Regions from separate parts of the Homo sapiens genome. Here all the other regions are linked to region 1. Evidence: read pairs that join two places in POLR2A ChIA-PET (ENCODE). Cell type or tissue: Panc1. All regions are shown on one strand. Links, peaks and the distances in the headings refer to the core of each region. The heading gives the core; the rest is flanking DNA.

Region 1 (8,261 bases), core at 2,461-6,460:
TTCTCCACTAAAACATTACAGAGCACATTTGGACTTCTCAAAATCTAAGTCCAAAAACTGAGGCCACAGTGTGTGTTGCTGGGAATTGGGAAATGATATGAGCTCATCAGAAAAATAAAGATGGTACTGGTACTGGTACCAAAACAGAGATATAGACCAATGGAACAGAACAGAGCCCTCAGAAATAATGCCACATATCTACAACTATCTGCTCTTTGACAAACCTGACAAAAACAAGAAATGGGAAAAGGATTCCCTGTTTAATAAATGGTGCTGTGAAAACTGGCTAGCCATATGTAGAAAGCTGAAACTGGATCTCTTCCTTACACCTTATACAAAAATTAATTCAAGATGGATTAAAGACTTAAATGTTAGACCTAAAACCATAAAAACCCTACAAGAAATCCTAGGCAATACCATTCAGGATGTAGGCATGGGCAAGGACTTCATGTCTAAAACACCAAAAGCAATGGCAACAAAAGCCAAAATTGACAAATGGGATCTAATTAAACCCAAGAGCTTCTGCACAGCAAAAGAAACTACCATCAAAGTGAACAGGCAACCTACAGAATGGGAGAAAATTTTTGCAATCTACTCATCTGACAAAGGGCTAATATCCAGAATCTACAATGAACTCAAACAAATTTAAAAGAAAAAAACAAACAACCCCATCAACAAGTGGGCGAAGGAGATGAACAGACACTTCTCAAAAGAAGACATTTATGCAGCCAAAAGACACATGAAAAAATGCTCATCATCACTGTCCATCAGAGGAATGCAAATCAAAACCACAATGAAATACCATCTCACACCAGTTAGAATGGCGATCATTAAAAACTCAGGAAACAACAGGTGCTGGAGAGGATGTTAAGAAACAGGAACACTTTTACACTGTTGGTGGGACTGTAAACTAATTCAACCATTGTGGAAGTCAGTGTGTCGATTCCTCTGGGATCTAGAACTAGAAATAACATTTGACCAGCCATCCCATTACTGGGTATATACCCAAAGGATTGTAAATCATGCTGCTATAAAGACACATGCACATGTATGTTTATTGCGGCACTATTCACAATAGCAAAGACTTGGAACCAACCCAAATGTCCATCAATGATAGACTGTATTAAGAAAATGCGGCACATATACACCATGGAATACTATGCAGCCATGTAAAAGGATGAGTTCATGTCCTTTGTAGGGACATGGATGAAGCTGGAAACCATCATTCTTAGTAAACTATCGCAAGAACAAAAAACTAAACACCACATGTTCTCACTCATAGGTGGGAACTGAACAATGAGAACACATGGACATAGGAAGGGGAACATCACACACCAGGGCCTGTTGTGGGGTCAGGGGAAGGGGGAGGGATAGCATTAGGAGATATACCTAATGTAAATGACGAGTTAATGGGTGCAGCACACCAACATGGCACATGTATACATATGTAACAAACCTGCACGTTGTGCACATGTACCCTAAAACTTAAAGTATAATTTAAAAAAAGAAGAAAAATAAAGAAAAGCATCCCAAGAGCAGTGGAATGGAGGCTATGATTTCTTTTTTCTTTTTTGTTTGAATTAATAATTTCTAAAATATATTTTATCTTTACACTAAGACTATATTTTTTTAACTTTGATTTTGGGTTCAGAATTATATGTGCAGGTTTGTTATATAGGTAAACTCATGTCACGGGGATTTGGTGTACAGATTATTTCGTCAACCAGGTACTAAGCATAGCACAGTACATGATAGTTACTTTTCCTGATGCTCTCCCTCCTCCTACTATCCTCCCTCAAGCAGGCCCCAGTGTCTGTTGTTCCCCTCTTTGTGCCCATTCGTTCTCATCATTTAGCTCCCACTTATAAGTGAGAACATGTGTATTTGGTTTTCTGTTCCCACATTAGTTTGCCAGGTAGGCAAGAGGTAGTTAAGATATATGGCAAGGAGACCCCATGAGTTTCCTATTGCTCTTGCAATTACCACAATTTCTTGACTTAAAGCAACACAGGTATATTAGCTTACAGTTCTGGAGGTCAGGAATCTGAAAAGCATTCTACTGAGCCAAAAATCAAGGTGTCCACAAGTCTGTTTCTTCAGGAGGCTCTAGGTGAATCTGTTTCCTTGCCTTTTCTGCCTTCTAGAGGCCACCTGCATCCCTGGGTTCATGGCTGTCTTCTCCCTTCAAAGCCAGCAGTTACATCACTCCAACCTTTGCTTCAGCCCTCACATCTCCTCTGATTCTCCCACTTCCTCTCTCCCTTGTAAGAAACTTGTGATTACATTGAACCCACCTGAATAATCCCATTTCAACACCCTTAACTTAATCACACCTGAAAAATCCATTTTGCCAGGTAAGGTAACATATTCACAGGTTAGGATAATTGATATTTGGACCTCTTTTCTGGGGGAGTAGCATTATTCTGCCTCCCATGGGGGTGTTGTTTATTTCATTTGGAATCTCATGGATAAGCCTCAGATACTGTGAGAACCACATACAGACAGAAACACAAGCCTGAATAGTAGGACACATTATTGGTCACACCTGGGTGAGACATGGTGGACTCTTGGCTCATATGGCCTAGATTTCATTCCCCACCCCAGGTCCTATTCACTGTGTGATTTTGACCATGTAAATTTGTGTCCTCAGAACTCAGTTTTCTTATCTGCAAATTAAGTCTATTAACAGAACCTATTTTATAGGATTGCTGGGCTGATTCAATGAAATAATGTGTATGTGGTATTATGCACAGTAAGCATTAAATATTATTTATAATAGAATAGAATCATTATATATTATTTATTAATGATGGTCATAGTAAGCATTAAATAAATATTATTAATAAATAACATGTATATATGTATGCATATAAATAAATACATGTGATACATATAAATAAATGTGTATTATTTATTAAAGATGGTCATAAATATGCCCCAAGTAAACAGGAACCAGAAACCAGAGACAAAAAATAAAATACGCATCCCTAATATCTTTCTGCAGCTGCCACAGGTGATCGGGAGGAGATGGAGAGAGAAGAGAAATGTGCTGGCTCAGAGGCTGGCTTGGGGTTGCTGACCTCCATAAAGGATCAAATCCGAAGCAGCCAATACCCCTCTCACAAACAGGCCAAAGAGCCTCTGGGCAGGACCTTGTGCTTTAAAAGAACACCCAACTACAAACACCAAAGCACAAAGATTTTGTTTCCTTTTTTTTTCAGTCTCATAAGAAAGTTTTTTGAAAGTGTGATCATTGATTGAGTGCATGAAAACTAAAGAAAGACGAATGGGCCAATGAGCGCCCCCAGGCCAGATGGAGCTAGGGACTGTGAGCTCTGTGGCATGACTGTGCTGGATCGAAGGAAAGGAGGAATGAGAACCATGGCCTCTGCCCTTGCATTTGCCTAATGTTAAAAAAAAAAAAAAAAAAAAAAAGCAAATCATGTAGTATATGTGGACAGACTTACATCGCCAAATACCTGCATACCCTTTCTCTGTTTTATCTTCTGCTCCAGTGGTATCATCTTGGGAGGTGCTTAGAATTACTTGAAATCCCAGATTTTTTTTAATGAGGTATTTTGGAAGGAAATGCACCCTTCCCAGCTCTCAGGGAGCTTGACTTGGTCTGTGGTTCCCTTTCTGAGTTTGGATAGCTCCAGAGGCCAACCAGGAGTTCTGGGCACTGATCGCCTTCCCCCACCCCAGCAGAGTCGGACTACTGCTCAGCTCATGTGAGCAGCCTGGTCCCCAGTGAAACACTCTCCTTTAGCTTCTAGGGCACCAGCAGCTGGACCAATAGACTATAGGAATCTTAAGCAGGAAGCTGGCCAGGCTTTGGACACAGTTTGGTTTATAGTTGAAATATTTAGACATATAGTATGTGCACCTCCAGTTGTACTCTTGCCTTGGGAGCTGTAAATATGAGGGGCAGATCCATAAGCAGTATTTCCTCCTGCCATCATTAAAGGGTTGTTCGTGAACCAGATAGGTGGAATACATTAGTCTTCCTCTAAGCTCACAGAGACATAGACCTACCCGCAGAGATTTAAAGAGCAGGAGAAGTGGGCAGAGAGAACCCTGCTGGAGAAGAAACATCTTCCAAGTAAATTAAGGTGTCTTCAGGCCTAGAAATATAAAATATAGTTTCTCTGCAAATCAATTCCATGAATTCTATCTGAAGGTAAACAAAGACATATTCAGAGTTGAAACCACATCCCTTATGGTAAAGGAAATTGAAATTACATTAACAGAGAGAATGTCCACTTAAAAACTCTTCAAATCAAGTCCTCTTTTATGTCACATAGTCTTTATCAGAAAAAGGATGTAGGGGTCCAGGTCATTTCAGAAGGTATTTCAGGACAAGCATGTCTGATAAAGCCCTGGGACACCCAGCAGCCAGACTTCCTTGGGAATTCTCATCTGCTGCTCTCTCAAATCCCTGCCAATTCCTGTGCCTTGAGATCCAACCTTCCGCAGGGAGGCTGACCACGCACAGTTGATTGTCCTGAACAATCATCTCCAACATTTCTAGTGTAAGAGTTCCATCTAAGAAAAGCTGCTGCACTGGTACAATAAAACGTCTCTCTAAGGAAATACCCTTAAAAGTGAAAACAACCGATGGAAGCAAAGCTGATCTGAAAGAACCATGTCAATAGGAAAATCCCAAATGCTCAGCCAGGAAAATGAATGAACACATGTGATAGAAGGGGTCAGGAGGGAAGCCAATGCAGAGGATACCCTAAGTAGGTCAGTGTTCAGATTACAGCCATCTGCCTGGCAGCTGCAAGCAAGGGAACAGCACAGGATCTGAACACCCCTCTTCGACCATGCTGAGGGCCCAGGGACACATCTTTCTCTCCTTCCCTTTCTCTTCCTCTCCTTTCTCCTAAAGCTCAACTCCATCTCCTCCTTCTTTCTCCATCCCCACCTTTATTCCCAAACTTACTAAGCAAACGTTCTGACATCTCTGCTATTGCCAAATGTCTAATGATGCATACGGCATATCACAGAAAAGGAATATATTACAGGAACAAGGAAATAAAAAGAAAGCCAAAGTCCAAAGCTTTAACAACAACAAAAAATCTATCTGCGCACACAGGAACTGGTTTTAGAGCAAGCAATGCACAACATTCCATGCTTTTCCCTCAAAGCCCCCGGGCTCATCTGAAAGGTCAGGGAGAAAACGGATGGAGTAGTATAAAGTCCTTTTCTTTCCTAAACAATGTAATCTTTGTAAACTTAATGTTAGGTTTTCTGAAATGCCCTGTAAAATCCTGTGTCTCCCAGCTCTCAATTTCGAGAGTGCAATTAAGCTCCCGTGTGCAGACTTGCTTTGTTTCACCCATGGGCACGTGTTTAGAATGAAAGAGATGGTCTCATCCATCACCCAGATCTTCTTCAACAGGACATAAACGGGGCCACAGAGGGGAGCGAGTCAGGAGTTTATTTGCTACCAACCACTTTCCTTCACCAGTGTCTTGTCTTTCTCCTCTGAGACCTCCCTGAGGCTGCAGGGCCTTCCTCTCCACCTCAAACTCCTACGACTACTGCCCTGAATTATAATTTCAAAGTTTCACAGTTTTCTCAGAACAGTTTCCATTTCCCTGGCTAGACTGAAAGCTTGTTCAGAATTTACATTTCATGTAAGTCTCACCACATCCCCACTCCCGTAGATCCCCTAGGGCAGAGCTGGTTCCTGATCCAGTAGATTCTGAGTTGGTGTTTACTGCCTGATGCGGTGCTGAGAGCTTGCTCCCTGCTGGGAAATGATGGATTTTCATATACGGAGACTTGGTATGAGTACGGAGACATGGTATGAGTACCATGACATGGTACGGAGACATGGTATGAGTAGAGGTGAATGTTATGAAGCAGCCCCGTGTACTGAAAAAGCACTGACTTCAGAGAACGACCAACCGGAATCCGAATCCTAACTCTGCCACTCCTTGTAACTTAGAAAGTTACTTTACCTTTCTTTACTTGCTTCTCTATCTGGAAAGTAGGAAAATAACACCAACCTCTCAGCATAGATACATGAGGAGTACAGTAGATAATATGTTTATTGGCAAAATAATTGGATGGCAGGAAAAAAAATCATCCATGCCCTCCTGGAGAGATTTTAGTATTTTTAAAGGAGTAATATATTAAGAAAATCAGGAGTTGGAGTGAGAGCTCAAAAAGCATTCTCAAGCCATAAAAAGTATTTGGTATATAGGCTTCAGTGGAGAGTGAATGTTTGAAATCTGATAAGCAGAGGCTTTTTATTTATTTATTTATTTATTTTGGAGGAGAAGGAGGAGGAAGAGGTTTAGGTTACACAGATTTGGAGTAGCACCAAGACAAAGTTGAACAGAGCAATTGAGCCTCACATTACATCCCAGAATTTCTTCATGAAAATTAAACTTACAGTTGACATGTTTATGTAATATACAGCAAGTCATTTTGTAATATTTTTTCCCTAAAATATTGTTCCAAATGAATGTCATCTCATAACTAAGAGTATCCAATAACTAAACACTTTGTGACCCAGAGTTGGTTCTTAGTAAGTGACATTTTTCTTTCCTTCTTCTCTCCCGTTTTCCCTGTAGGTATAGGAGAAGAATGAACAATATTAACCCCCTAGGCATGGAGGAGCTGCAGGAGGAAAGGAAGATTTGGAGCCAAAAATAGCCTCAAATTTTTGAAGTCATGACTAGCGCTAAAATATGCCCCTTCCCAGGCAAGAACTATTAATTCAATCACTGCTGTTAGCTGCAACACCACATTCCTCTTACTCTGCCACTGTGCCTTCCATTTCATTCCACAAACATTGTTTAGTACCTCTTCTAACCTAGGTGCCATAGGAACCCCCAAAATGAAGAAAACATTTCCTTGCCTTAAAGGATGTCGCTAGTCAGATGGACATGGCATGTACAAAAATAACAGGGGGCCGGGCACGGTGGCTCACGCCTGTAATCCCAGCACTTTGGGAGGCTGAGGCAAGTGGATTGCTTGAGGTCAGGAGTTCAAGATCAGCCTGGTCAACATGGTGAAACCCCGTCTCTACTAAAAATACATAAAATCAGCCAGGCGTGGTGGTGCACGCCTGTAGTCCTAGCTACTCAGGAGGCTGAGGCAAGAGACTCACTTGAACCTGGGAGGCAGAGGTTGCAGTGAGCTGAGATTGTGCCACTGCACTGCAGCCTGGGTGACAGAGCAAGACTCCATCTCAAGAATAAATAAATAAATAGACAAACAAACAAATAAAATAACAGAGAAGTCAACTGAATGTGCCAAGTCCCTAAAGAAAGCACAAATAAGCAACAGATATTCACAGAAAGTATACAAGGCACCAATTTGGTGGAATCTGGAGGGCTCTGTAGAAGAGGTAGCATTCAAGATGGTCATTAAGGCTGGGTACAACTGTGATATGTAGATTTGGGAGTAGAGAGGACACTCCCACACATCGTGATGTGATTTTACCACCCACCCTCACAGCAACCGCCGCCACACCCTCTGCCAGCCAGGGTCTGGGCAAGGCCTCAGTGTTTTCTTGGATTCTAATGCACCTCCCACTCGGACCCTTCAGCTCTGGCTCTCTTTTCTTTATCACATACAGATTAGAAGCTATAATATAAGCCATACACCTCAAAACACCCAAGACACTTCCAGATTCCAGCACTTCTTTGGGATCACTCAGCAATCCCATCTGTAGTTTTCTGTGCCTCCCTTCTTTTTCTCCCTACCAACATGTCCCATTCTTGTCTCTAAGCTTGTGCTTTCAAAGCAGAATGCCACATAGGATAGCAAGAACAGGAACTCTGGAGTCAGAAAGGCCCAGGTTAGAACCCTGATCTGCCACATATCAGCTATGAAATATTTAACCTTCCAGAACTTCCAGTTTCTCATTCATAAAATGGGCCTAATAATTTTACTGTATAGGTCTGGTGCCCTATAGAATTAGGATTAAATAAAACAGAACATCTGAGAGTACCTAGAATGTGCTGTCTCATAGAAGACACCATGCTATCAGCTCCTTCCTTCTTCGTATCTATTAAAAGTAATGGCAAAAGCCACAATTACTTTTGCACCAATCTAATACAATGCTTGTTCCACTAATAACATGTATTCAAATTTGCCCCTGACCCTCCAGAAAATTTATCACCTACCAGGAGAGAATGGGTGCCTTTGCCCATGGAGACTGACTCTTACCAAAGCAGCTCCTTTCTCTTTCTGTATTTTGCAGGATAATTTTAGTCCTCTCACTGCAAGAACATTTTGTT
Region 2 (8,261 bases), core at 1,945-5,944, 98 kb before region 1:
GCTCAAGTGCTTTTTCCATAGCCTGAACAGAAGACAAATGGAGACATAGGCCATAATTTGTCTCTACAACTCCCTTGTTGCCTTCCCCTGCATACATGTCATCATCACCACCACACATACCACCCACTGTGGTCTTCATAGGGAACCAGGTACCAGGGACTACAATTTGGCAGTCATGGTGACACAGTTAACTCCAGGAAGTTAAAACCACTTAGGGTCCAGTTGGTATAGCAGGCACAATAAACCTCCTAGAATCAAAGATTTAGAAGCAGTTCCAAGAGTCCATTTTAGCCATAAATACACCTCCGTTGCAGAAGGATACCAATTTAGTCCCATACAGCTAGAGGACATTAACCAGACCATATGCAGCTCCTTGGTTACTTACCTATGCCACTCAGTAGCCAAGAAGGAGGACATTGCAGAGGTATTTGGCCCTTGAAAAGTTTTATAGAAAAGTAGTTTCCAGATTCTACTTGTTATTGTCAGACTTTCCTTTTTCCTAAACTACTCCCTTTTCCCCCGAGCCAACCACACAGACTCCAATGTGCATTCTCTCTGTCTCTCTCTCTCTCTCTCATGCGCACACACACACACACACACACACACACACACACACACACACACACATCTTTAAAGCCAAATCCTTTATCCTTGGCAAGGTTTTGATGTTTCACCAGGATATGTAGGAACTGGACCATGATTAGTTTTTTTTTAAATCTCATGTCCTACCAGGATATTTGTATGCCTTAGAAGATGCTCCTCAGTTGTTAAACTGTACTGTCACCTCCTTGTGGATCTTCACAATCCTGAATTACACCAAGAAGAGGCTGCCTTAGTCAAATGGCCACAGCCAGGAGGTTGTGGACTAATACCAGTAGTGGTCAGTACAAGTTATCATATGATGGCCAAGCCCTTTCATGATCCCAGCCCTGTCCTTTTTTCTGAAACTCCCATTTCCAAAAACCAAGATAGACTGTGAATGCATCCATGGCTTGTTCCATTTTCTCTGCCAGGCCTCACACTGTATAAAACAGACTCTTGTTGGAGAGCTGGCTGGGTGAGTGTGTATTAGTCCATTCTTGCATTGCTATAAAGAACTACCTGAGACTGGGCAATTTATTAAGAAAAGAGGTTTAATCAGCTCATGGTTCTGTGGGCTACACAGGCTTGTGCTTCCGGGGAGGCCCAAGGAAACTTACAATCATGGCAGGAGGTAAAAGGGGGAAGCAGGCAGTCTTCACATGGCCAAAGCAGGAGAGAGAGAGAGCGAAGGGGGAAGTGCTACACACTTTCAAACAGAGAACTCACTCACTAACAACAGCAAGGGAGAAATCCACCCCCATGATCCAATCACCTCCCACCAGGTCCCTCCCCCAGCACTGGGGATTACAATTCATCATGAGATTTGAGTGGGGACACAGAGCCCAACCATACCAGAGTGCTTATTATGTTCCTGAAATAGAGGCACCTACACCCTTCAGAAAATTTGAATTTCTGCTTATAGCCCATGTATTCACTCAATACACTCTAGCACAATCTAGACCACTGCAACTAAAAAGGTGGAGGTTGAAGAGACTATTCTCAATGAATTTAAAAAAAAAAAGTTTAGAAACCAGCCTTGGATAGGGCCTAGTTGCATCTAAGTTTGTCTCACAGTTATTGTTCTTTATAAATTTCTTGATAAAATTAACAGGGATAAGATTGCTTTGGAAAATACACTGCACTACACCACCTTCATCCCAAGGGTGTTTTCTTAGGAAGCCACACATGGAAGACATTGCCACCCACAAAATCAGAAGCTTCTGTTGGACTTCATTAGAGGGAGGGAGAGACAGTTGCTCAGAACTCTCAGAACATGCAAAAATAGAGAAGGAGAGAAGCAGTTGTTTATAAACTTTCTGTTACTAGGGTTTTGATTTTGTTTTCCCCGAAAAATATGTTCAGATTTTCCAATTGCATAGAGTAGACCTGTTGTCTAATTGGGTCTTCACTTTCTCCAGGAACAGCTCACCTCTGTGTGTGGCTGACTTGTGATGAGTGGGAGCACCAGGGTGAGGCATGCTCCCTCCAGCCATCCCAAGGGAAGGGTTTAAAGACAAGAAGGCTCCTGCTGGTGTGCTTCCCACAGAAGCTGCAACACATACACACACACACACACACACACACACACACACACACACATAAATGGGATGCAGACTAAAACACTAAGCCTTTGTCCTGACAACTGCTCAGCTTACATACAGGGTTCTCCTCACCTAGGGGTCGGCTTGTCAACGTCTAGAGGCTCCTGGGCTGAAACAAACCCTATTCCTTTCCTCTCCACCCTCTGATTCCATCTCAGCAACTGCCGGGTTCAAAAATAATTCAACTAAATCAAAGTTTCCAAGAAGGTATTCTAGGATAACATTTCACTAAGCCTTCATTGTAGTACCCTGTAAACGGGCAAACTTGCCTCCAAAACAGTGATCCAACAGATATTGTATAAGAATTGGGCAGGCCAGGTGCAGTGACTCATGCTTGTAACCCCAGCACTTTGGGAGGCCAAGGTGGGCAGATTGCTTGAGCCCAGGATTCTGAGACTAGCCTGGGCAACATGGAAGCCCTGTCTATACAAAATATAAAAAAATTAGCCCAGGCATGGTAGCATGTGCCTGTGGTCCCAGCTACTCATGAGGCTGAGATGGGAGGATTGCCTCAACATGGGAAGTCAAGGCTGCAATAATCTGTGATCACACCGCTCCAGCCTGGGCAACAGAGTCTCAAAAAAAAAAAAAAGAAAGAAAAAAGACTTGAGCTAGTTGAAATGCCATGGAATTGTGTGCAAAGGAGCATCTGGAAAGGATAGAAAAGGCCTATTAAGAGCTAGCAGGAGGCCTTTGTCACTTGCTTGATGACCCCATGTCTGTTACCTTCCCTTCTGTGATAGGCAGAATAATGGCCCCCCAAAATGTCCGCATCCCCATTTCTGGCTCTTATGAAAATGTTACCTTACATGGCAAAAGGGACTTTGGAGATGTGGTTAAGAATCTTGAATGGAGAATATGTGCCACATTTTCTTAATCCAGTCTATCACTGATGGACATTTGGGTTGGCATTAGGAGAAACACCTAATGTAAATGATGAGTTAATGGGTGCAGCAAACAAACACGGCACATGTATACATATGTAACAAACCTGCACATTGTGCACATGTACCCTACAACTTAAAGTATAATAAAAACAAAATCTTGAATGGAAAGATTCTCCTGATTATTTTAGTGGGTCCAATGTAATCACAAGAGAGAGGTAAGAGAGTCAAAGTCAAAAAAGGAGATGTGCCCATGAAACTGAGTTAAAGAGATGCATCTTGAAGATGAAGGAAGGGGCAGTGAGCCCAGAAAGGCAGACAGACTCTAGAAGCTGGCATAGGTGAGAAAACAGATTTTCCTTAGAAGCCTCTGGAAGAAATGCAGCATTGCCAACACCTTGATTGTAGACTTCTAACCTCCAGAACTATAAGGAAATAACTCTGTGCTGATTTTAGCCATTAAGTCTGTGGTAATTTGTTACAGCAGCAAAAGGAAACTAATACTCCTCCCCTGCCTCCATCATCCAAGGAGCCGACACCAGCAAACCATGTTTCCCACACCTCCTTGCCACTTGCCTTCAGTTCTGCTCAGCAATGCTTCTGGCTGACCTGTGATGAGTGGGAACGCCAGGGTGGGGTATGCTCCCTCCAGCCATCCTAAGGGAAGGGTTTACCCAAAGTCTAACTCCTATCCTGGTGTATTAGTTTGCTAGGGCTGCCATAACAAGTGCTGGAAAGACACTGGAGGCTGGAAGGAAGACAGAAGCAAGGGTGCTAGTTCCCCTCTCCTGCTCTGGACCATGCCCAGCAGTTGTTATATCTCTTCAGTGGTCTCAATTCCTATCCTTATTACCCAAGATCGCAGGCTCTAGAAACACTACCACCTCCCTTTCTCCCATCGACCCCATCTTTGAGTGGTTATAGCTCTTCTAATAACACCTTTATTATGAATTTAGCATATTAAACTCCTCCTATTAAAGTACCTGACGAGGGCTATGTTTTCTCAGCTGCGTCCCTTTAAGGCCCAGCCATATGTCTAAGGTTGGCTTCTTCTTATTACCTATAGTAGTGTTGCTTATTCACAGTGGTTAAGATGGGTGCTATATTTAAAATCCTCTCCCACACCTTTAGATCCCCTGGCAGAGTAACATTAATGGCTTTCCGGGGGATTGGCAGCATTTTCCCTTCTTCATGCCCAGCTTCTGTCACCATAACGAACAGGATAACTCCTCACGATAGTAGTTAAGTTGTAATTTTATTAGTTTATGCAAACTGGTATAATTCAGGTGTGGAGCAGTCAGATTTTTTTCCGTGCTCTAGTGACCTAGAAAAATTAGAGTGACAATATCATGAGGAATTCTTTTTTTTTTTTTTAGTCAGCCTAAATTTCACTGGGAAATCAGAAAACACATTTTTTGATGTGTGAAATGAAAGCTCATTCTCCTCAATTTTACTTAGTTTTCTTTCTGTAGTTGAGGTAAATAGGCAAGACTGTATTTCAGACATCACTAAATGAGAACATCATTTGAAACAACTCCATAGACTATTCCTTCTTCAGTTTTATTTGCCCAGGTCTGGGGAGTAGTGGTCTTTTCAGTCATAACACTGGCCCCTGTAAGTAGAATCTCAAGGTTTAACTCCTTTCCTGGTGTATTAGTTTGCTAGGGCCGCCGTAACAAGGTACCACAAATTGGGTGGCTTACGCAACAGAAAATTATTCTCTCACCCTTCTAGAAGCTAGAAATTCAAAATCGAGGTGACACCAGGGTTTGTTCTTTCTGAGGGCTGTGAGGAAGAATCTATTCTATGCCTCTCCCCTATCTTCTCATTGTGTGCTGGTCTTGGTGTTCCTTGGCTTATAGAGGCATCACTCCAGTTTCTGTCTGCCTTGATCTTCACATGGTATTCTCCCTGTGTGCCTGCATCCAAGTTTTCTCCAATCATAAATATAACGTACGTATTGGATTAAGGCCCACCCTAATGACCTCATTTTAACTTGACTACTTCAGTAAAGACCCTATCTCCAAATAAGGTCACATTCTGACGTATTGGGGAATATGTCTTCAAAATATGAATTTGACAGAAGGGACACAATTCAACCCATAGCATCTGATCTCCAAGGAAAGCCTTTTGGTATTCATGTCTTTAATTCAGGTAGACTGGGTTTATGTGCCTTCTACTTTTAATGTATTCACAGGTTTCTCTATGTCAGTGCCAAACACAAAACTCATTTGACCCAAAGGCCTTTTTCTCTATTTTTAATGTTCTTTTCACTGAGAATTGGAAGATTAACTTTAGGAAACTTTCCCCTTTAATCTTGAACATACTAAAGCAGACTGAGGATACTGTCCTAGATTCCATTTATTATTATTTGCAAATTAAGAATCACAATGAACGGGTAATATCGAGTTGTGTATTCCTATTAGTCAAGTCCTTTGAAGTCAGAACAATGGTAAAATATTTTCAGGCTATGTGACAGGAGTAAGAATAGGTGAAACACTGCAGACCCAGGAAGACATCCAGTCATTACACACTGCTAATGCAGAACTAGAACCACTCTGATGGATGTTCCTCTTCTTTTCCCCAAAACCCCTTAATTAATAAATTAATTAAGAAATTAATTTATTAAGTTCTTAAAAAACGTGTTTTCCTACTTCATATTCATTGTTTAGTTTCATTCATTCCTTCTAAACTTTCTGAGGGGAAATTGATTTTACAATATATAAAAAAGAAGGAAGGAAAAGTAGAGTGGACATACTTTAAATCATATAAAGAATCACTGATAGGCCTGGGACCAGACACAGAGTATGAGTCCTGGAAGAATGTCTGTATTTTCTATGATTCTATGTGACAGATATTGACATACAAAGGCCCACTTGACAAACATATAGAACACCTTCCTTTTCTTACTTATATAAAAATAAAACAAAAACACAAAAGCATTGTTTTTTTACAAGATCAAAATTGAAAGTGCTTAGGTCACAGCTCCTAAAGAACACATTCCTAGGGCAATCTAAACAAAACCAAGGCCACTATTCTCATGTTCATAAGCAAAAAGGTACCAACCATACAAAAGGAAAAGGCAACCAGCAACCATTAGTTTCATTCATTAAAAAAATTATTTCTCATTTCCCATAACCTTTACAATTCCTACTCTTCTGAAAAGGTATGTGCAGTGCATATATAATAAATGTATTCAGGGAAGAGTGTGATACTTGGATAAAAAAGTGGTTACACACATTAATTTGGGGGGAATACAGGATATTTAACGAGGAAGAAAACATTGCAGAAGAATGAACAGAGGTTCAGAATATTATTCCACTGCAGGTACCTATTTAGCTGGACACTCAAATGCCAAGTGACCAGCTGCATGGCTCAGCCACATGGACCTCATAACCCAGCCTCATTAAACGAAGCAACATGATCCACTTCCACAAGAAGCCTCTCACAGACTACTTTCCAACTGCCAGTCACTTAAGTGGTCAGTCATCTCTAGTTACTCTTTCCAGTCCTAGTCTAGTAATCCTAAACATCTTTAGAGTATCTTTTGTTTTTTTTCTCTTATGCCTAAGTCATCACCACTTGACTCATTTATCGTGTTAAAATACAGCAAGCACTTTTCATATATAAAGCCCCTTTGTTAAGACTAAGAACTGTGGCGTAATAAAGGGTGTCAGCAAAAATCAGAGAAACAAATACTCCTTTGAGAAGCTTCAATCTTCTGTGAACAACACGCTAAAAACTAGTTGATTATAACCTTCAATTAGAAAACATTTTTATACCCTGTATCTGGGGAAGGAAAGAAACTACCTAGTGGTCTTGTGATGGCAGTCGATTCTTTGTTGGGTCTTCATTGCATATTTAGTCATTGCAAAGGATCAAACGTATCAAAAAGTTTGGCAAGAAACCTTTCCTTCCTTTTCCAATTTCCCACATATTTTACAGACTTTGGCCCTTGAACACAAAAGCTGTATAAGCCTATTACTGTAAACTTATTCTGCCTGAAAATTAGTAGACAGAAGCAATCTTATGTTCTAATCATAGCCTAAAATTGCAGTTTTTGAGATTTGGAACCAAGCTGAAAATTATAAGTCAGAACAAAAGATATTTCAGTCCTTCACGTCTGGAAGAAAATTAGCATTAATACCTGTAGTCTCCAACTCCATATGGACCAAATGGAGGGAAAAGCATGTAATTTCAGTTGCTTTCTTTACTATCTCATTACCCTACTCCCTCATATCCATCTCACATTCATACTGTTTATATAAGCACATTTTCGTTTTCAGAACCCTATCACACACTAACTTTGAAACTCAATAATGTATTTCAATTTGAGTGGGTTTTTTTGCTATTGAAAACCAACAGTTACTGGTATATATGACAGTCATAATAATAATATAAGGCTTAAGAGATGGCTCCAGTGTCAAACTGCTGAAATTCTAATCCCAGTGCCATCACCACTTGCTATTAAGCTGAAACGTATAAAATTGCCTTTTTTGTAAGTAGGTCAAAAAATGATCTAACATTTACAATTTAATATGGTTCGATTTAATTGAAGTCTCATCTATCTGAAATAAGAGGAATAATAATAGTTACTTTGAGTAATTAATGAGATAATAAGTGTAAAGGATTTTGGTTGCATAATTACCTGTAACCAAAATAGCAAGTAATAAGTATAGCAAGGCAGAGCCTCTCAAATTTTAACATGCCTAGGAATTACCTGGGGATCCTACTCAAATGCAAATGCCAATTCAGTAGTTCTAGGATGGCGCCCAAGATTCTGCATTTCTACCAAGTTCCCAGATGATGCTGATGCTGCTGGTCTGAGAGCACTCTTTGACTAGCAAGGTTATAGGATGTTTCCCTTCTCTAATAAGAATCACCTGGAGGGGCGGGGCCAAGATAGCCGACTAGAAGCAGCAGCTATCAGAGGCTTCCATCGAAAAAAACCATAAAACAGCGTGCAAATCCTGCACCCACAACTGAGGTATCCAGGTTCTATCATCAGAACTGACTAGGTGGCTGGCGTGACCCACACAGAGGAAGGAAGAACAGTGTGGTGTGGCAGCCCACCCGAGAGCCACACAGGGCAGGGGAACCCCCACCCCCAGCCAAGAGAGGTGGTGAGTGAGAATCCTACCCAGCCTGGGAAACCGTGCTTTCTCCACGGAAGTGTGCAACCCACAGATCAGAA
Region 3 (8,261 bases), core at 1,945-5,944, 360 kb before region 1:
AATGAAAAATATAAAAATTTTGATCTCAATAAAATTTTAAGCAAAATATTTAAAATTTTCTGAGATGCTGCTAAAGCAGTAGTTATAGGAAAATTTATAGCACTAAACACTTATATTAGAAAAGGAGAAAAGTCTCAAATAAATAACCTCAAATGAATGACCTTAGGAAAACAGATAAAAAGTGAATTCAATCCAATATAAGTATAAAAAGAAAATAAGTCAAAAGCTGGATTTTTGAAAAAATAATAAAACTTATAAACCTCTAGCCAGAATGATCAGAAGTAAAGAGAAGATACTAATTTATAATATCAGAAATGAAAAAGGAAACATCACTATGGATTCTACAGATACTACAAAGATAATAGGAAATGTTATAAACAATTTTATACCATTAAGTTTTAAAACTTAGATGAAATTGGAATATATTTTAAGATTAACTTTCTCAACCTGATAAAGGGCACACATCTATGCAAAAACCACACCCAGCAGCACATGTTATAAAGGAAATCTAAAACCTTTTCACCTAAGATCAAAAACAAAACAAATGTCTGCACTTAATAGAAACAGAAATTCAACATTCTATTTAACTGATGTATTCTAGCTCAAGCACAAGAAATGAAAGGTATACAGATTAAAAATGAACACTCTCTATTTGTATATGACATGATTATCTTTGTAGAAAATCCAATGGAATCTACAAAAAAGCTACTAGAACTAATAAGTGAACTTTCAGGAAGGTTAAGGAATAGAAGAGCAACATAAAAATCAATTTTATTTCTGAAGAAAAATGAACAGTAAGACATTTAAATTAAAAAACAAAACCATTTACAACAGCATAAAATATGTAAAATACTTAGGAATATAAATAGGACAAAAGATGTGCAAGACCTACACACTGAAAACTGTAAAATGTCACTGACAGAAATTTTTTTTTTTTTTTTTTTTGAGATGGAGTCTCGCTCTGTCACCGAGGCTGGAGTGCAGTGACGCAATCTCGGCTCACTGCAACCTCCGCCTCCTGGGTTCATGCCATTCTCCTGCCTCAGCCTCCCAAGTAGCTGGGACTACAGGCACCCGCCACCATGCCCGGCTAATTTTTTGTATTTTTAGTAGAGACGGGGTTTCACCGTGTTAGCCAGGAGGATCTCGATCTCCTGACCTTGTGATCCACCCGCCTCAGCCTCCCAATGACAGAAATTTTTAAAGGCATAAATAAGTATATTTTGTTCATAACTTAAAGAATTCAATGTTGTTCAAATGTCAAATCTCTTTAAATATCCATAAAGCCAACAGAATTCTAGCAGCCATCTCTGTAGACATTGATAAGCTTATTCTGATATTCACATGGAAGTACAAAGGATCTGGAATATCCCAAACAAGTTAGAAAAAGAACAAAGTTGGAGGACCAAAACTTCCTGATTTCAAAACTCATTATAAAGCTACAGTAAAAAAGACTGTGGCATTGGCATCAAAATGGCTAAATAGATCAATGGAAGAGAACAGAGTACAGAAGTTGCTCATATACATGGAATAATGATTTTTAACCAAGATGCAATAGCAAATCAGTGGAGCATGAACAGTATTTTCAATAAATGATGCTTAAACAATTGGATATTTATATGTAAAATAGTAAACTTTAATGAATGCTTTTCACCATATACACAATTAACTCAAAATGGATCATAGGCCTAATTTTAAAACCTAAAACTATGTAACTTCAAGTGGAAAACCTTCGTGACCCTGAGTTAAAGATTTGTTAGATATGACACCAAAAACAAAAATCCATAAAAAGAAAAAAATGATAATTTGTACTTCATTACAATTAAAAACTGCTCTTTGAAACATTATGAAAGGAGAATGAAAACACAAGCTATAGCCTGGGAGACAATATTTGCAAATCACATATCTGATAAAGAATTTTGCATCTACAAGAGCCTCTATGGTGTCTGGTTAAGTGTATGGATTCTAAAGTCAGGCTGCCTGGGTGGTATCATTATTAACTATGGTATAACCCTTTACAAGTTTCTTAACTTTTAAATGCTTTCATTTTTAAAACTTTTGAATCTACATCCAAGCAGTCTTATGAGAACTAAATGTGTTAATTAATATAGGGTTTATTGACTAATATTTAACATGGAAAGAATGTTCAATAAGTTTGAGAGAGAGAGGGAGAGTGAATGACAGTGAGTGTAAACCTATTATTGCTTACCTCTGTAATATTGGAATTATTAGAATTATAACCATTTCTGGTAGTTGTTGGATTTTAAACATTAGCCTGATAATTTGTTTGTCTCAAAACATAAGTGAGAAAGCCTATTATGCTGACACATAGGGCATAGAAGTGAAATCTACCTCCAAGAAGTACCAGTATGTCTGACAAGAGTAAAAGAAAAAAACAAGGTCAAGAATCGGATTTCCTGCTTTGACCACTGCTTTTCTAGCTGGCCGAGAAATCACATAACACCTCCTTATTAAAAGGGTAACCGAACATCTGTCACTGAACAATGTTCAACCTAGGGTGTTAAAGCAAATCTTGGTCACAGATGACAAATGTGTCAGGAAAAGAATCCTGAACAGGAAAGCAAAATATGATTGTATGAATTTCTGCTTTGGCTAAGAGTTGATTATAAAAACATTGTGGTCTGTGCCAAAAAAAAAAAAAAAAACTGAGAAAATGTATGCCAAATAAAAGGTTAAATTGATCTACTTCTTGCATAAGCAATTGGCTTGCCTACTGACAAAAGATATTATGGATATTTAAATGGCCTTTATGGTTGTTGATTTTACAAGTGATGCACAGATTCACAATACTTCAGACTTTAATACCAAAGCTGCAGAGGAGTAAATTCTCACAACATGTTACACACCATGCACTGAGTCCACTTACACTTCCACCTCCTGCGAACCTTTCAACTGAACAGCAACATCATACATCTTGGTATCGGTGAGGTGCCTCTTTCCCATTGTTTCTGGCTTATGAAGCACTAACATCAGTTTTGAGGGACAAAGCTAGAAGTTAGATATAAAATAAGAAAGAAAAGAAGTTAAAAATGAAGCAACAGAAGTCTGTGTCACTTCAAAAGTCAACTTAGGAAAAGCATTAGATCACTTGGGAAAAGGTGTATTCCACACTCAGCTCATTGATGTTCGATGTGGCTATTGAATTTTGGCATGAAGCACACTGTGATTCAAAAGTGAAGATTGCTTCATACAATTCTGCATTGGAAGGCAATTCTCACCTTTTTTTTCCCCAAGCTGTTCTTCACAGACCTCTCTTGTTTCTTACAGGCTAGATATGATACAGCCCTTCAAGGCAGAAACAGGAGCATTTTCAGAGACGGAAAATTTGTGAATCTCTTGTCTATCTTGGAAAATGGGTACTGAAAATTCCAAATGAATACAAACTAGTTGTAGATCTCTTTGGCACCATTCCAAGCTATGCTGTTGAAAGCATTGACAAGCTTAGAGACAGGAATGGTTAGTTTTGGAGCTTAGACAGGCAAAGGAAGTACTCTCCTTTGGCATATAAAATATGTAGACACAGAAGAATGATCTCAGTCACAGTAGCAGCCTGGTTCTGCTAGGGTTTTTTTTTTTCAGCAGAGACTGTCCCTCAGGTAACAAAAATCCCAAACCAAGACCAGCCATGTGAATGGCAAACCAACCACATTCTCTCGTCTTGGACTTGGTGAGCTTGGACCTTCTACAGCTGTACTCATTTAAAACTGCAGCCTAACAAATATTTCTCACTTATTCATTAAATCAACAAATATCTGTTAAGTTCCTACTAAGTGCCAAGCACCATTATACAATTACTCAAACAATTCCACCTCTAAAGGAGCAGTAGTTCTTAAAAGATGAGGCTTTTTCTGATTTATGGGGTTTCTCTTATTCCTGAAGGCATTAAGAAAAAGTAAAGAAGAAATTTGTTGTGATGAGAATTAGTGCACCAGGTTTATATCCTAGATCCTTGAGAGAATGTTAGTGGTTATTTAAGATGGAGAGGTAAGTAAAACTTGCTCCACTCTGTTCATTCTGTATTTGAGGAATGTACAGAATACTGAAGAAGGGGAGGGGGTAGTGCCAGGCCTCTTTGAAAAGGTGCATATGGACTAATTCCTGCAGAGCCTCCCCATTTCCTTTGTATAAAATGCACAGAAGCCCTGTCCAGCTTTAACCTGACCTGTCTCTCCTTATTTGGATGTGAAGACTGAAGTCAGCCAAGTAGTGTCCCTGGTATTTGTAATTGGCAGAGATGGCCAGGGAAACCACCACTGAGATTTCATAGTTGCATGACTATTGCTGATGAAATGATTCATTTGCCTTAGAATGAATTGCTAACCATGAGGTCAACTTCAGAGCAGTCAACAGCACTCAGCAAGAGACCAATCAGTAGGAGGTGTATTCTTCAAAGATAAGAGTGAATCTTTCCAGTCATACATAGTAAAAGAGAAGTACAGCTAGAGGATATATATTGAACTTTTACCATAAATTTATGAAAGAACCAACTCAGCAGGTCTAGCTAGACTCATATTGACTTAAAGAGCTTGAATAAAAATATGTTTTTTTCTAGAATATAAATAGTTTTGTAGAAAAATAGCAAACAGGAGCTATAAAATGAAATTGAATGAGCTTATATAGGAACTTGAATCTTCTCTTATAATGCCTTAAAATGCTATTTCATGTCATCCTAGAGGTTGAAATGTCTATTAATCAGCTTGCACAGGTTTTACCAGTACCACTGTTAAGTTGTGTCCTTCAGGTATTTTACCCTTCTCACTACTTTTTTTTTTTTTTTTTTTTTTTTTGAGGAGGAGTCTCGGTCTATCACCAAGCTGGAGTTCAGTGGTACGATCTCGGCTCACTGCAACCTCCACCTCCCTGGTTCAAGTGATTCTCCTGCTTCAGCCTCCCGAGTAGCTAGGATTACAGGCATGTGCCACCACACCTAGCTAATTTTTGTATTTTTAGTAGAGACGGGATTTCACCATGTTGGCCAGGATGGTCTTGATCTCCTGACCTCGTGATCCACCCACCTCGGCCTCCCAGGGTGCTGGGATTACAGGCGTGAGCCACCTTGCCCGGCCCTTCTCACTGTTTTGAATCATCAAAATAAATGTTCGATACTGCTTTTTAGTTAGTTAGATTTTATTGACCTTTGGATGACTCTAACACTTGAAAAATCAAGAAAGGATCTAACAAAAGACTAGACCAAGAGGACTCAAGATTCTTCTCATTCATTTTTGAGATGCTTCTTTAATTGATAAATTATATCTGTTTGAATGACCAAGACACAAAAAGTTTTATCATAGAGGATTTTCAAAACAACATAATAGGGAGATTAATATGTTTCCTGGCTTTTCAGAATTTGGGTGGTAGGCTAGTGAGTGCTAGGAACAGCAACCTTTAAAATCATTGGTAATGGTTCCATTATTTGAAGTTTCCCTTCCCTAACCCCACCTTGTTGGTGCAGGCTCTTCATAGCTACTAAGCAGCATTAACAAGTAAGAACACCAAAAATTGTTGATGGTCTTCTCCACCCACTAGAAGATAAATTTCATGTGGGCAAAATTTTGGGTATTTTGTTGGCAGCCGTATATCTAGTATTTGAAACAATGCATATCACTTAGGGAGTACATAATATTTAGGAATGCGTTGAATAAATTCACAGGAAGTTTTCATCTGCCAAGGGATATTGTAGTTCACACTGTCAAATAAATACCCAGGAGCTTAACTTTTGTCTAATTACTGCCTCTTCAGTATTCGAGGGACTCACAGAGCCTAGCTATTTGAAACAGGCTTTTTCTGATAATTTAAATACTTGGTTTTAGTCAAGTACACACAAATTTGTATAGAGAAGTTTGGTATGGATATTAGTGAAGCCTAAACTATAAACACTCCCTGGGAATTTTAGATTGACTTTGGCAGATCACCAAAGGGTATAACAATTCTAGTTTAGAAGTAGGATCAGCAAGAACCAAAATTGGGTCAACATTCACTGAAGGTGAAGGTGGACAGCATCTTTGCTGAAGCCCTAGGTCACATGAGTTCAGGATGAGAGAGGACCTATGGTTGCCTCCCTACTGACTATATAAGAGAATAATAGACACCTGACTATATAAGAGAATAGTAGACACCAGCCACTAAAGTTGTGGAAGAGAGGCTAGGTATTCTGATAAAATAATTACCTGGGAGGAGCTGATATAAAAGAACTCTGATTATAAATTGGGTCTTTATTTCCCATCGTGATTGAAGACTGGGGAAAAATGGTTATGCATGAATTTTAAGGATCCTGTTAAAAATAAATTGCTTGAGAAACAGTGTATACCATCAAAGTAGATAATTTTAGAGAGTAAAATCAATATTTGGGGAATAAATGTGAAATCTCTAAGTTCTAAAAGGTAATTGTATCTTTCCTTTCTAGTTTATGACCATTACTAAGAGGAATCACTTAAACCAACATTAGCTTAGAGGTAAAGGTCTCTAGCTGCTGAATAATTAATTTCAGAAGTTCCAACTATACATCCCTGAACATTATCTAAGCTGCCAACTCATTTATTCCCTGTATCAAATCTTTCCTTTTCTTTGGACCACGTAAGACCTTTCCTCAGCTATATTCATTCACACTTTTTTCCCAGTTCATTAACCAATAGTCAATCTTTCTAAAACTCTGAGGCAGAAAGTTTAAAAAAGGGGTTATAGATGAGAACTATGAGACTCTGCTGTATGTATCTGTGGTAATTCTACTAATTAGAGAAAACCTTGTCAACTGAAACACACACACACACACACACACACACACACACACACACATGCATACACATAGACAAAGAAATCAAAATCAAAACACAGTACTTAGCTCTTCCACCCCTCCCAGCCCCCACGGTGGCCTTTGCAGACAGTGTCTAATTAAGGTATCCACTTATAGTTACTTGTCAGTTATCAACTTTTAGTTGGTTATCCTTAGCAACATTTCTGCTCTAGATTTAGTTAGAAATAAATCTTTAATTACATGGATTAGATCTAAATGCCATACGAAGCAGCAAATGAAATAAGTCACTTCATCAAACTTAATTATTTTTACTAAACTTTTGAATAAAATAGATTTTCCTGATGCAGTTTAAAAGAAGTAGAGCAAATAGCCATGCGTGTGATCTACCGTCCTTCTGGAGCAAGGATAGCTAGTCTTACACTACAGTAAAAAAAAAAATTACTCATTTTTATATTTTATTCCCCTAAAATTTTACATTCAAATGATACCTTCCTTAACGATTTAATAGAAATTTTTCTCCAGCCTTAACTTTCAATATTTCAAAATATCATTGTTAATCTTTGACCTTCTGTCATGGGGTGAGAAACATAATAAAAATATATAATAATATATGAGAAATAATGTATATAATTTAATAGTAAATAATATACTTCGGTCATAAGAGACATTTTCTTCATATTTTCTGAGCAATGGAACACAGTCTGTAATAGTTTCATAGCTTTCTTTTCTACACAGCAGTTCCCAAACTAGTGTTTCTAATATGTATGTTTGGCAGAAATAGAATCACTCACAAAAGGAATTTTCAAGATTCTGTTCTCTAACTAGCCAATATCTTGTCTTTTCCATCCATGAAAATGATAACTGCCCTATTTTATCAAGGTTTCTTTGGTTCTCACCAATACATTTGTTTTATTTAATGGTAGGCATGTAGGAGAGAAATCTTGGTTCATATTGTGAAAGTAAAGTCACACACAGTTAAAAAAAAAAGTTATTTACATGATCCTATAGCCAGGAGCAAGATATTGATTAGATTTTCAATTGTGAACAAAAGCATCTAAGGATGAGAATTCTTTCCAAATCTTTCCTGAAGAGACCTATAACAAATAAGACTTCCTGGACTGACACAATAATGTTTTCTGCTAAATCTTTTCTAGTTTTAAGAAAGTTATGTGAATGTGAAAATTGTGCCTGCTACTTTATATTCCAGGAAATTATATAAGGTGATTTCTAAGGCAATTTTCATAGATGTAGTAACATTCAAATGACCTTCTCCAAGTCACAATCACTCTTCCTTCCTCAACACCCACCAGTTTATTTCTCTTGACAGATGTTTCCTTCTCTCCTTCTCTCATTTATTTTTTCTTTCAACTCAATTAACTCCAGTTCATAATTATTTATTTAGTCCTTGTTATGTGTAAGACACTATAAGGATTTGAAATATTAATAAAGCATTGTAAGTCCACTGGAATTAGAGATCCTTTAAAAGGGG

What was found. ChIA-PET counts read pairs that join two places held together with the same protein. Peaks named below come from ENCODE experiments on the same cell type or tissue, not always from the same donor. Only the 100,000 strongest peaks of a DNase experiment are listed, where the experiment ranks them.
Region 2: POLR2A ChIA-PET joins it to region 1 with 6 read pairs; 2 of 35 experiments call an interaction of 5 or more read pairs at or near these places.
Region 3: POLR2A ChIA-PET joins it to region 1 with 6 read pairs; 2 of 35 experiments call an interaction of 5 or more read pairs at or near these places.

Annotation. Positions count from the first base shown.
Region 1 is chr5:57,453,150-57,461,410 of GRCh38, reverse strand. All of the region lies in intron 1 of RMEL3 (enriched in melanoma 3), which reads right to left. Among named protein-coding and RNA genes, the nearest start is that of ACTBL2, 26 kb to the left of the region's middle. In Panc1, for the core only: no CTCF peak of the experiment used is centred there; no DNase peak of the experiment used is centred there; H3K27ac peaks cover 1,100 bases.
Region 2 is chr5:57,550,559-57,558,819 of GRCh38, reverse strand. No RefSeq gene overlaps it. Among named protein-coding and RNA genes, the nearest start is that of LNCBRM, 16 kb to the left of the region's middle. In Panc1, for the core only: no CTCF peak of the experiment used is centred there; no DNase peak of the experiment used is centred there; H3K27ac peaks cover 259 bases.
Region 3 is chr5:57,812,326-57,820,586 of GRCh38, reverse strand. No RefSeq gene overlaps it. Among named protein-coding and RNA genes, the nearest start is that of LINC02225, 83 kb to the left of the region's middle. In Panc1, for the core only: no CTCF peak of the experiment used is centred there; a DNase peak (open chromatin) is centred at 4,276; H3K27ac peaks cover 2,038 bases.